Linked DNA regions of Mus musculus: all the other regions are linked to region 2. The links are chromatin contacts, found by Hi-C or POLR2A ChIA-PET in ENCODE. All regions are on one chromosome and are shown on one strand. The core of a region is the stretch at or near the end of the contact, and the rest is flanking DNA. Distances in the headings are between cores, read along the strand shown.

What was found. A loop is a pair of places that touch in the nucleus more often than their neighbours do. ChIA-PET counts read pairs that join two places held with the same protein, here RNA polymerase II (POLR2A).
Region 1: POLR2A ChIA-PET joins it to region 2 with 11 read pairs in Patski. The contact joins the promoter of Zfp598 here to the promoter of E4f1 in region 2. A Hi-C loop is called at or near these places in 1 of 37 maps with a recorded cell type or tissue (Patski). POLR2A ChIA-PET finds 5 or more read pairs at or near these places in 2 of 5 experiments (Patski and embryonic stem cell).
Region 3: POLR2A ChIA-PET joins it to region 2 with 11 read pairs in embryonic stem cell. The contact joins the promoter of Nthl1 here to the promoter of E4f1 in region 2. POLR2A ChIA-PET finds 5 or more read pairs at or near these places in 2 of 5 experiments (Patski and embryonic stem cell).

What each region holds. Positions count from the first base shown.
Region 1 is chr17:24,666,867-24,671,164 of GRCm38, reverse strand. It overlaps Zfp598 (zinc finger protein 598), which reads right to left and starts at 1,478. Exons shown (of 12, transcript NM_183149.2): 1 at 1,192-1,478. The coding sequence starts at 1,407.
Region 2 is chr17:24,452,822-24,456,922 of GRCm38, reverse strand. It overlaps E4f1 (E4F transcription factor 1), which reads left to right and starts at 1,531. Exons shown (of 14, transcript NM_001301784.1): 1 at 1,531-1,788. The coding sequence starts at 1,635.
Region 3 is chr17:24,630,205-24,634,544 of GRCm38, reverse strand. It overlaps Nthl1 (nth (endonuclease III)-like 1 (E.coli)), which reads right to left and starts at 1,863. Exons shown (of 6, transcript NM_008743.2): 1 at 1,691-1,863; 2 at 380-618. The coding sequence starts at 1,793. It overlaps Tsc2 (TSC complex subunit 2), which reads left to right and starts at 1,918. Exons shown (of 42, transcript NM_001286713.1): 1 at 1,918-2,007; 2 at 2,434-2,600; 3 at 3,546-3,632. The coding sequence starts at 2,463.

The DNA.
Region 1 (4,298 bases), core at 229-2,728, 210 kb before region 2:
CATAGATGCTTAGGGAATGTTCCAGATTCCAGCTGAGTCTTTTGACATAAATATCAAGAAAGAAAAGCTGGGTGTGCTGGGTATGGTGGAGAATGACCTAGCCCTCAGGAGGTAGAGGCAGGTGGATCTGTGTGACTTCAAGGCCAGTCTGGTCTAGAGAATGAGTTCCAGGACTGCCAGAGCTACAGGCCCTGTCTCAAATACGGGATATGGTGGTGCACTGCCTTTAATCTCAGAAATCAGGAGGCAGATACTGGTTCTACATAACAAGTTCCAGGCCAGCCAGGACTACATAGTGAGACCCTATCTCAACGAGAAAGAAAAAGGTCAGAAAGAAAAGAAAAAAAAAAAAAAAAACTCAAAATTTTGGCATCATTTCTATCTCTGCATCACTTCTAAGAACAGGAAAGGGTGATTCCCTGGCAGAAGCCACTAGCCAAAACCTTCCACGAACCAACCAAGGTAATTTCACAATTCTGGAAGCAAACAGATCTCTACGGGCAGCAAACCAAGGGAGGTTCAGCTGGATACTCCCCATCAAAGGCTGGCATTGCTGGAGTCCTCTGACCCCCTTCGGGATTTCCAAGTCTAGACAGCCAGAAACATCCTCTTCCCACCACTCTGGAAGGAAGCCTCAAAGCTAGAACTAGTAACGAGGAGGAAAACTTCCTAAAATTGTGGACCACCAAGCACCTAGGAATCAGGTCCTGGTATCACCTCCACTCTACAAATGGAAACGCTGTCTCAGGAGCTAAGGATCACCGGTGGGGCCCAGAAGCCCAACTAGTCTGGAAATGTCCAGTTTAACCCTTTTTTTCCAGAGCAGTCAGCTTCCAGAATAGACAGTGTCTGGAGGTTCCCCCTGGCTGTCTGCTCCTCCTCAGTGACGATCCCGAAAAAATTAAGATTCACAGACAGGAGGGCTCTCGACCTGACCTTGCCCTTCCCGCAGCCAGGTCATAGGGAAAAGTCCCCAGGCTTAGAGTTCCCACAGACATCGCTCCTCCTTCCCCAGCCCGGCCGCCTCTGGCTTCTCCCAGCCCCAGGAGGCCCGGTGATCGCATGGCGCCCCGACCGACCACCCGGCCTCCGGAGGGAGCGGGTGAGGCCAGGCCGCGGCCGGACACCGAGCAGGCAAAGCCATCAGGAGTCCGCCCTCCCCGCGCCCCGTCGCGCGCCCCGCTGGCGCACCTGGCGCAGCTCCTCGCGGCACACGGCGCAGTAGCGCTGCTCGCACAGCACCCGCATCTTGGTAGAGCACCGGTAGCACACCGGGTGATCGCAGCGGCCCAGCGCCGTAGCCTCCAGGTCACCGCAGCACAGCACGCAGCTCCCGCCGCCCCGCTCCGGCGCTGCCACCGCCTCCAGAGCCGCGCGCCGCCCCTCGGCGCCCGCCGCCGCCGCCATGGCCGGGCTCCGGCCCCCTCCTGGCCGGCGCGGCACAGCGCGGCCTGGCTCCCGGCGGACCCGCCCCTTCCGTCGACGTCACTGCCCTCAGGCAACCGCCCGCCTGGCGGAAGTGCGCACTGCGACTTCCGCCCGGGCCTGGTGTTGTACAGAGCTGCCATTCGCTCATGACTGCTGCTCAAGCCTTTCCAGTCATTTAAATGCGGAGTCTCTCCGCCTTCGCCGACGCAAGCTCTGGAAACGCCGGAGGAGCTACAGGGTTTCCAGCATCATTTCCGATAAAACACGAACTGTGGTTTGTTTTTCGAGACAGGGTTTCTCTGTGTAGCCCTGGCTGTCCTGGAACTCACTCTGTACACCAGGCTGGCCTCGAACTCAGAAATTCGCCTGCCTCTGCCTCCCAAGTGCTGGGATTAAAGGCATGCGCCACTATGCCCGGCTCGATCAGTCTTAAGCTAAGTATCACACAAACATTACTTGGACGTAGTATGTAGTATGTTTGTATCTTAAATGCAAATTTCACTGGATGTCCTGGGAACATAGCTTAGTGGCAGAGACTTGCCTACCGTGCCTAGGTTCCATTCCCAGCACAAAATACATACATAAGTAATTCAGCTAGTAATGACTGAATCCGACAAATTTTTAGGAACCTTTCTATAGCCCTGCACCTCTCTTGTGTTTGGAACATAAGCCTCTGACATCAGGACATCCAGACATTCTCACCCAATCCCACTAGAGAAGGGACCTCGTGTTTTCTTGGTTGTAAGACAGACACATCCAGCCAGACATAGTATGTAGGAAAGGGAAGCACCCAGAGGTGCTTGAGTGGATAGTAGTGAACCGGAGGCTTCAAGTCTGCAGCTGTTGGGCGGTCTCCGGATTTCTGATGAAGCGAGATGGGTCCAAATCTGAACCCTTTCTAGAAAGAGTCAGTATATTGTGTGTGTGACCCCAGAGTGCCTATGGCTAGCTAGAATCAGAAATGACTTAAACCCCTAATCCTGGTACCTAGACTTACATGCTTCTGAACTAGGTTGCCCCACTGAAGCCTATAACCTCATTTGTAAAACTGGGGTCGCCATACCAACTATGTAAAGCAGACCGGGCTACATTTGCCATCTTCGGACAGATAGGGGGATTTACCTTTCTTAGGCAACTGGGCAGGGCTAAGTATTGTTAAAATGACAGGGTGTGGTCACATACCTTTCATCCTAGCACTCACAGGCATAGACTTTGTAAGTTTTGAAGTCAGCCTGGTCAACATAGTTTCAGGCCAGCCATGGCTACGTAGAAGTGAGACACTGTCTCAAAAAAAAAAAAATCTGTTAAAATGGAGGACTGGAGAGATGGCTCAACAATTAAGAGCACTAGCTTTTCTTGCAGAAGTCCTAGGTTCAATTCCCAGCACCACATGAAGGCTCACAACCAGTTCCAGGAGGTTTAATATCTTCTGGTCTCTGAGGGCACCAGGCACACACGTGGTACACAGGCAGGAAAGCAAAACACGTCCATAGAAAATAAAAATAAATTTTAAAAAATGAAAACATTTCTGTTAAGATGACAATTGAATGTTAATGATAAGCTCGTTAGATGCTGATGGCAAGTACTTTATTGTCCCAGTTTGTGCAAATAAGTACAGGCTGAGGGATGGTGAATGTGGCTTCCTAATTGACAGCTTTTGGCCTCACCCTTTGCTGCCCTGGCTTTTTTTTTAGTCAGCCAGCCAGCCAGACTACCCATCTGCCACCATTCTGAACACTCCTTAGACACCTGAGAAAACAACGCAGTGAACAGAGTTGATTATCCCTCTCCTAAAGGCACAGCCTCAATCAGAGAGCTGTTTGAAACAGTTCACACCAGACTTTTTTTTTCTTTTTTTTCCGAGACAGGGTTTCTCTGTGTAGCTCTGGCTGTCCTGGAACTCACTCTGTAGACCAGGCTGGCCTCAAACTCAGAAATCCCCTTGCCTCTGCTTCCCAAGTGCTGGGATGGATTAAAGGTGTGAGCCACCACTGCCCGGCTACACCAGACATTTTTAAACCTACACACCTGGAACTCTAGATGACCCTGTAGTCATCTCAGGCTAGAAAGGAGGACTATTTCCCATGATTGGCCAGCAGAGGGCCTACTGTGACTGAGGAGACAAGGCTGTGATTGGCATAAACATTCTCTAGCCAGGTAAGCAGACTGGCTGTTCCAGCTCAGGCCGTGAGTCACGCGAAAGCTCTCCTCTCCTACCTCTTGTGTTGCCGGTTTAGATTTAGTAAAAGGCATCTCTACAGGGGTTTTTCTTGCCTGTTTTTTTTTTTTTTTGGGGGGGGGGGTTCGAGACAGGTTTTCTCTGTATAGCCCTGGCTGTCCTGGAGTTCACTTTGTAGACCAGGCTGGCCTCGAACTCAGAAATCCGCCTGCCTCTGCCTCTGCCTCCCGAGTGCTGGGATTAAAGGCGTGCGCCACCACGCCCAGCTCTTCTTGCCTGTTTTTAATAGAGCTGACTGAATTGGTAGCATGAGAAAGAGCAGATGAGTAGCTGTGGTACTGTGACAGCACAGCTGCCCAGCACATTGGGAAATGCACAGTCATGCAGTCCATGGTTTGACAGGTCAGAGGGGAACTGCATGCAAACATTTTGCTTCACAGATTCATAAAGAGCCTGTAGGATAAAAGACAAATGGATGCAGACAGTGGTGACAGGCACATCTCTTCTGAGTCGGAGGCCAGCCTGATCTACAGAGAGAATTCCAGGACAACCAGGGCTACACAGAGAAACCCTGTGTCTCAAAAAACAAAACGAAACAAAACCAGAAAGACAAATGACCCAGGCTTGATCTACACGAGCTCTTGGACACCCAGGGCCATGTAGAGAGATCTGGGTAAAAACAAAATGTACC
Region 2 (4,101 bases), core at 282-2,781:
CATCCCCCAAATGTTGGGATTAACCTGAGATACTCTGTTCATTTTTTATTTTATTTTATTCATTTTGTGCTTGATAGGTGAGCTGGCTACCAAAATGAGCTACAGTCAGTACAGGTTTTGATGATGAAAATGTTCTAGAACTAAGTCAGGCATATTCCCAGCACCAAGTTACCGGGGCCACCGAGTTACTGGCCACAGGGAGCTACAAAGCCAGACCCTGTCTCAAATCGACCAATGAACCAATCAGTTAACCAATTTTGGTGATAAGCGCTCAACTCAGTCGGTGTACTAAATGTCACAAATGGTCACTTTTATGTATACTTTTCAATACTTTTCATATACCGAATAAAAGTCTTGGGGCTGGCTCGCTGGCTCAGTGGGTAAGAGCACTGACTGTTCTGAAGGTCCTGAGTTCAAATCCCAGCAACCACATGGTGGCTCACAACCACCTGTAATGAGATCTGACGCCCTCTTTTGTTGTGTCTGAAGACAGCTACAGTGTACTTATAATAAATAATCTTTGGGCCAGAGTGAGTACAGACTGAATGAGCGAGGTTGACTAGAGCAAGCAGAGGTCCTAAATTCAATATCCAACAACCACATGAAGGCTCACAACCATCTGTACAGCTACAGTGTACTCCTATACATAAAATAAATCTTTACAAAAAAAGTCTTTGGAAAGGAGCACTCGAACTATCTCCAAATGGAGTTCTTTCTCATGCCCAGGAAATTCTGACATTGCAACCCAGGTCTGAGTCCAGGATTCTATATTGGGTAGCAACCCTAAAGAGTTCAGATTCTCTGGGCGGCTAAGAACACATTGGCTGTGTATCTAGGTTCATTTCCCAACACCTACATGTAACTTCATCTGTAATTCCAGTTCCAGGTCAGACACCCTCTTCTGGGCCCCACGGGCGCTAGGCATGCACGTGGTGCACAGACATGTATGCAGACAAACCATACTACATTAAAAAAACAAAACAAAAAAGTGAGAGAAGGGGTTGGAGAGATGGCTCAGCGGTTAAGAACACTGACTGCTCTTTTGAAGGTCCTGAGTTCAAATTCCAGCAACCACATGGTGGCTCACAACCACCTGTAAAGAGATCTGACGCCCTCTTCTGATGCGTCTGAAGATAGCTACAGTGTACTTAATGAATAAATCTTTAGGCCTGAGCGAGCAGGGACTGAGCAAGTGGAGTTGACCTGAGCAAGTGGGGCAACCAGAGCAACCGGAGCAAGCAGAGGTCCTAAAAATTCAATTCCCAACAACCATATGAAGGCTCACAACCAGCTGTACATGTACTCATATACATAAAGTAAATAAATCTTTTTTTAAAAAAGTGAGAGAAAGGGAGAGTTCTTACTCCACGGATAGTTCACTTTGGACCAAGTCCTGCCAATTTAACACAAGCCACGCCCACTTCCGCCCTGATGTCTGGCGCTGATGGCTCTCAAAGAGCCAAGCTCCACCTCTACTGACGCGCTAGACCGCAACCCATAGCCCCGCCTTTTTGCCTGTCCGTCAAATTCGTTTTTGTCCCGCCCCCTGCCTGTCGGACACGCAGCCCTCGGTGCGGCCCGTTGTTATGACGACATGGTCGTAAATCCGCCATCTTCCTGTGGCGCGTTGCGACATGGAGGGCGCGATGGCAGTGCGGGTGACGGCCGCTCATACGGCAGAAGCCCGGGCCGAAGCCGGGCGTGAAGCGGGCGAGGGCGGGGTTGCGGCGGCGGCGGCCTTGTCCTCCGGCGGCTTCCTTGGGCTCCCAGCGCCCTTCAGCGAGGAAGGTAACGAGCCTACCGAAGCCTGGTGCGGCCGGGGTGCGGGCGGCTCTGTCCGGGCTGCGGTGTACGGTCTCGCCCGGATCCTGGCTACTCGAGTGTCTGTAAACCTTCACAACTCTCACAGGTTTCCCTTCGGACTGCCTCTAACCCGTTGGGCCAGATGCAGAGGCTCACAGGGAGCCCATTTCTCCAGCCCCTTGGGGTCGATCTGGCCAAACAAACATCGCTCGCTCCTCTTCAGCGCCCATCAGCCCTAGCTTCTGCTTCTCCTCTGCCACTCGGGCCTTAGTTCGGGCGGAGCTGGAGACTGGAGGCGGGGCCGCTCTGTCAGACAGGGATTAGGGACCTGACCTGGGGAGGCGGCACCGCCCCACTGAGGACCTGGGCCTTCCCTACGGGGTGGAGCAACGCTTCCAAGAATGTGCGGAACACCCCCCGCTCAATCCGACTTGTACCATTACTTAAACCAAGCTCGAAAGGCGAACTATCATTACTACTATTCACTTCAGAGATGGAGATAATTGAGGTTCAAGGTCGTCCATCTGGTTCCTGTCAAGGATCAGATTGGAGCCGGGGCTGTAACTCCTCTCTTAAACCCTTTAATTTTTCCTAGGAGTATGGCAAAGAGTTAAAATCGTGTCTGTATGCCGAGGGCTGTGTTGGCACCAAGGATTACGTCTCTAGGTGCTGATATTTTTTAGAGGTGGTTTGGGTATCTCCTGTGCATTAGTTCCACGGAGCTGTAGATTTGATCAGACAGGAAGTGGTTTGACAAGTATTACTGGTATATTGCTGCTCTTTGTCATGAAAGAACTCAGTCCCACTGTAATTTTTTTTTCCCTTATTTCAGCTTGGAGAGAGTCAGTTACCGTCTCAGGGAACTCTTTGGAGTTTCTAGGTTTTTTGTTTGTTTGTTTGTTTGTTTGTTTGTTTGAGACAGTGTTTGTATAGTTCTGGCTGTCCTGGAACTCACTCTGTAGACCAGGTTGGCCTCGAACTCAAAAATCTGCTTGCCTCTGCTTCCCAAGTGCTGGGATTAAAGGCATGAGCCACCACTATCCAGCTGAGTTCCTGGTTTTTGTTTTTGTTTTTTAAAGACAGGGTCTCACTATGTAGATTTGGCTGGCCTTGAACTCACAGAGATGGTCCTGACTCAGTCTCCCCATTGCTGGGATAAAGGCATATGCTTGTAGGTTCTTGGGTCTACTTATGACATTGGTTCTCAGACTTCCTAATACTTCCATCCTTTAATACAGTTCCTTATATTCTGGAACTCCCAACCGGAAAGTTGTTTTGTTGCTACTTCATAACCGCAAGTTTGCTACTGTGCTGATTTGTAATGTAGATATTTGGTAGCAACCCCAAGGGGTCGGGACCCACCTGTTGAGAACCTCTGGTTTATGGTCTTAGTGTGAAATGGGATAGGTGTGTCCTTTTCTGGGTCAGGGACTCTTTGAGTATCAACATTTTGGTGCTGAGTCAGACTCTAAATGAGTGGGGTGGGAGGGGTAAGGCTCTTCGGTGTTTAGTTTGTGTGAGCAGAGTGGAGGGCACCACCCTCTTTCAGGTGGCCTATGGGCCAGTCATAGCTTGGGTTTGACCTTTTATTTGATCATTAATTTGTCATTGACTCCTCCTTGTCCCAGGCTGGGTTTGACTTTGATGTGGGACTGACTATAAGACAGTGGAAACAAGACAGACTGTTTTGGAAGCTTGAGTCTGGCTGGCTCAGCTCAGTGACCTTGAACCCTAGTAATCTCTCTAGGATAAACTAAGTCATCTCTTTCCCCAGGATGCTGGCATGATTTGGTTAAATTCTTAAGTGCTAAGTTGGAAGGATGGCTCAGTAGCTAAGAGTACTTGTTGCAGCTGAGCTATGGTGGTGCATGCCTTTAATCCCAGCACTTGGGAGGCAGAGGCAGGTGGATTTCTGAGTTTGTGGCCAGTCTGGTCTATAGAGTGAGTTCCAGGACAGCCAGGGCTACACAGAGAAACCCTGTCTCAAAAAGAAAAAAAAGTACTTGTTGCTCTTGCAGAGGACCTGGGTTCAATTCTTAGCACTTATACAGTAGTTAACAAATGTAAATGTTTGTAACTCCAATTCCAGGTGATCTGATACCTTCTTTTGTTCTTTGTGGGCACCAGCCACACATATAGTGTACCGACATACATGCAGGCAAAACACCAACACATGAAGTAAAAATAGATAACTCTTAAAGCAAAAGGGGGAGAGGGCAGGAGTGGTGGTGCACACCAGCACTGAGGAGGCAGAGGCAGAGGCAGGCACATCTGAGTTCAAGCCATCCTGGTTCTAAG
Region 3 (4,340 bases), core at 614-3,113, 180 kb before region 2:
GGCCAGAGTTAGAGATACTCAGGATACCAGGATCCGAAGGTAGTTAGCCCTATGGTTAGTCTAAGGAACCAACACAATGTAAGGGAGTCTGCTTCTCCTGCATTATTGGATGTTCCCAAATGCACCACCACTGTGCATGAGGCTTCAAGTCTCAGACACTCTGCCATGCACGGTGGCCACAATGATTGACAGGTGATGTACGTTGTACATGTTCTAAGGTTATGGGAGGAGCGCATCTTCCTGGGTATGTATGTATGTATGTATGTATGTATGTATCCTCCTGTATGGCAGCAGGGAGAGCTGGCAGGTCTTGCTCTTTTTCTGGTAGAGACCTAAAAGGAAGTAAGCACCTTGCTGGATAGGCGGAGGTGTTGCATACCTTCGGGGAGGCACTTGCATCATAGCAGTGCTCGGCGCCTAGCTGGTCCACAGGTGCATCCTTCTTGCTTCTCATGATGCGGATGTTGGCCAGTTGCTGCTGCCAGTTCTGGGGCTCCCAAACGGGCACTTTGAGGGGCTCAGCATCTTCGCCTTCCTCACCATTAGCCGCTTCATAGGCCACATGCGTTTTCTGTGTTCTCCGTGGATGTCTCACGGGCCTGTGGCTTTTTCTTCCTTCTGCAAAAAAGTGCCATTCAGTCTTTGGAGTGGGTTTTATATGAGGGTGGGGGAAGGGTGCTGCTTACCTGCCAATCCACATCCCCACACTTGTTTGTGCAACTAACTGTCCATTATCTACCACGATGTGTACAGAAGTGCTGTGCTCTGCCCTTGTCACAACAGTACATGACAGTCTGACAAAGTGCCTGTTAGCACACCGACACTAGTAACAGCCTCTAGGATAATATAACCTCTCTCCTTTGTCCCAAGTCCTTTGAGTTACATTCAAGAGAACCTCTCTCTTCACACCCAAACTGGACAGTGCAACTCCCCTTTCAGAAATCGTTGCATTTAGGATGAGCTCCAAACTCTACTACTATAAAACATTTGCTGCCTTAACAGTATCAACACTTTCTGTGGCCCTTGGCCCTTGCCAAGCCTCAGCCTGGATCCCAGCGGATCTCTACTACTGAACCGATTCTGGGAGACCATTGCTGCCTACGCACACTCCTGCTCTAGCCACTTATGTCTAAGTCCCAGGCGGGGACGGGCTGATAATTACTCCCTGAGTACCACTAGTTGGCACATAGTAGGCCCTTAATGGCTACAGGACAAACACAATGAGTGCCATGCCCTTTCCTGTTTTCTCTCTGGGCCTGTTTTCTTTCAGAACCACCGTCCAGCTGGGAGAGAAGACTTCTAGCTGGGTGTGTTCTTGGCACACAGCCTGGCCCTACAAGAGAGGGAGGCAGCTCTGAGAACAGAGCTGTGTCCCACGGACAGCCTGGAGCAAGTGAATGTCCTAAGCTAGGCTGGTTGGACTAAAACTTTTCACTGGCGATAAGGGTGGATGAATACATCCAGAACCCAGTCTTACGGACCCTGCAGACCCTGCGGGTCCCAGACCCTTGGAAGAAGCTAGAAGTGGGGCCACGTGAGATTTAAGCGTAGCTTCAATTCAAGATTCAAGGCAGCTGCCTACTCCGCGGCGCCTAGAGTTTAGGTCAGATGCTGCGGCCCGGGACGCAAGCCTGGAGCCAAAGTTCCACGTTCCTCCTTTCCTCCAAAACGCCTGCAGGCGCAGAGCTACCTGCAGCAGCCTCTCGCGGGGCGAGCTCCTCCCTACACCCTTCCGACGCGATCCTAGTCGCGCGGCTCCGACTGCGAGTCACCATCCGCACCCCTGAGTTCATGCCTGGGCTGTAAACTACTCCTCCGAGCAGCCCCGCGATCCCACCACTTGCTCAACGCGCACGCGAAACTACAATTCCCAGAGAGCTCAACGCAAATAGTCAGCAAAGCCTCGCCCCCGGAAGTACGGGTTGCGCTTCCGGCAGCTGCCCTGGGCCGGGGGTGTGCGCCCTTCCCTGGGTGCAGGAGGACCTGCGCGCGAAAGGCGCGCGCGGGGTGAGTAGCCCTGGAGGCTCTGACTGCTGGGGCGGGTTGCGATGGTTTGTGTGGTCGCGTCGCGATGGGGTGAGGGGAATTGGTCGTTCTGATTCCAATCCTCCGCCGCTCCCACCGCTGACAAGTCCTAGCGCTTCAAGCCCTCCATTGCGAATGTGAGCGGGCCTCTGCATCTATTCACGCGACAGCTCCTCCTTAACCTAGGGAGAACTAATGGCAATCAACAGGCGGGTCGCTAGAGTAAGCCTATACCTCCGGAGTTGATTTGTGGCTGAGTTCCTCCTGCATGGAGTTGAGTTGCCCCAGAGGCTGTAGGAAGGACAGGTTATTGCCTACCCTTGACCTAGGATTCTGGAGGTTCGCCTCGAGGGCAGAAGGGAGAACCTTTCCTGGGGTGTATCAAATAATATGTTTATTTCTACACAGAGCAGTTCTCTAGTACTGCCCTGCCCACCATGGCCAAACCAACAAGCAAAGATTCCGGCTTGAAGGAGAAGTTCAAGATACTGTTGGGATTGGGAACATCGAGGCCAAATCCCAGGTGTGCAGAAGGCAAACAGACTGAGTTTATCATCACATCGGAAATCTTGAGAGTGAGTGAGTGGCCAATGTCTTGGCTAGCCCAGCACAAAGGCTAGGAAGGCTGGGTTTGTCTGTCATTGGGTTCTGTGGGAGATGGGTTGCTGGTAACCATCTGCATAGGGCTGCTGTCCCCAGTACTGTGGAGACAGATATATGCCTGTCCTCAGGATCTTGGTGTCCTGCTTTAGCACACTTGCCTTAGAAGTTAGGTGTTGTATGAAAACTTATTTTGTTTAGTGTTATGGTAGATAGATGCCCTGTACTCTCTCAGCACGTGAGAGGCAGAGGAGATAGGATTATGAAGTTGGAGGCAACATAATTGTAACCCACCTGAGCTACAGTAGTGAGACTGGGTCCTCCTCTCCTCAAAGATGTTCGTTTCCTTTTTTAAATTGGAGATCCACCCTTTCTTTTTAGGAACTTTTAAAAAAAGATTTATTTATTTAACATACACACACACACACACACACACACACACACACACACACACACACACACACACTGTAGATGACACACCAGAAGAGGGCATCAGATCCCATCACAGATGGTTGTGAGCCACCATGTGGTTACTGGGAATTGAACTCAGGACCTCTGGAAGAGCAGTCAGTGCTCTTAACCACTGAGCTATCTCACCAGCCTCGAGATCCAGCCTTAAAAAACCAAACCAAACACAACAAAACAAAATGCTGGGTGATGGTGGTGGTTGGTGTATGCTGCTAATCCTGCCCAGCACTGGGGAAGTTCAGTACAGCCAGAGATACACAGAGAAACGCTGGAGAGACAGAGGAAGGGATGGAGCGAGGGAGGGAGAGAGAGAGAGAAAAAAAAACAGAGAGAGGAAAGAAACCCCATTGGTTTACAGGGGAAATGCAGAACAACGTTAGGTGGTTTATGGCCAGTGGGTAAGAAGACCTCTTTTTAAAAGCTCAGCCCTTTTCCTCTTTTCTCTTCTCTAGGAACTGAGTGGTGAATGCGGCCTCAACAATCGCATCCGAATGATAGGGCAGATCTGTGATGTGGCAAAAACTAAGAAGCTTGAGGAGGTGGGTTTGCCTCAGCTGCACTGCTGGAGTAGTGCATGCCCACTGCAGGCTGTAGAGAGTCATGCCCACTGCAGGCTCTAGAGAATCTCCAGTCTGCGGCTGCTGCCTTGAGCTGTCTTTTCTTGTTTTTGAGATGTGCTGTGTAGCCCTGACTGGCCTGGTATTGACTGTGTGGTTCAGGCTGATACGCTGTGAACTTGATGTGGTCTTCCTTCCTCAGCCTCTTCAGTGTAGATCAGGACTATAGGCATAGCCCAGAAAGCTAGCTTTGTGATGAGGCAGTTTTTACCATTTTAGAGAAATTTAGCTTTCATCTTAATGATGTGGAAGCTTCTAGAAATGCCCTAAGTGCAACCTGAGAGACTTACCTTGGTGGTAGCAAAAGAAATGAGCTTTCCCTGAATTCCTGGAAAAGCTTATGGCTATGTACGTCTGCTTATCCTCTTTGTCGTGGTGGTGGTTGAGACAGGGACTTACCATGTAGACCAGGCTGGCCTTAGATTCAGAATCCCGTGCCTGTGTTTCCAGTGCTGGGATTAGAGGCGTGCGCTGTCGCTGCCACCTGGCTTCCGAGCGAGCAGATCTGGAACATTTAGTCGGGGCTCACTCACACAGGAACACCTTGGAGTGGGTGTCTGGGGCAGATGCCTGTTTAGGGTTCCATCTGTGCTGCTTGTTCTAAGCACCATGGTGCCTCTGAGTGCAGCG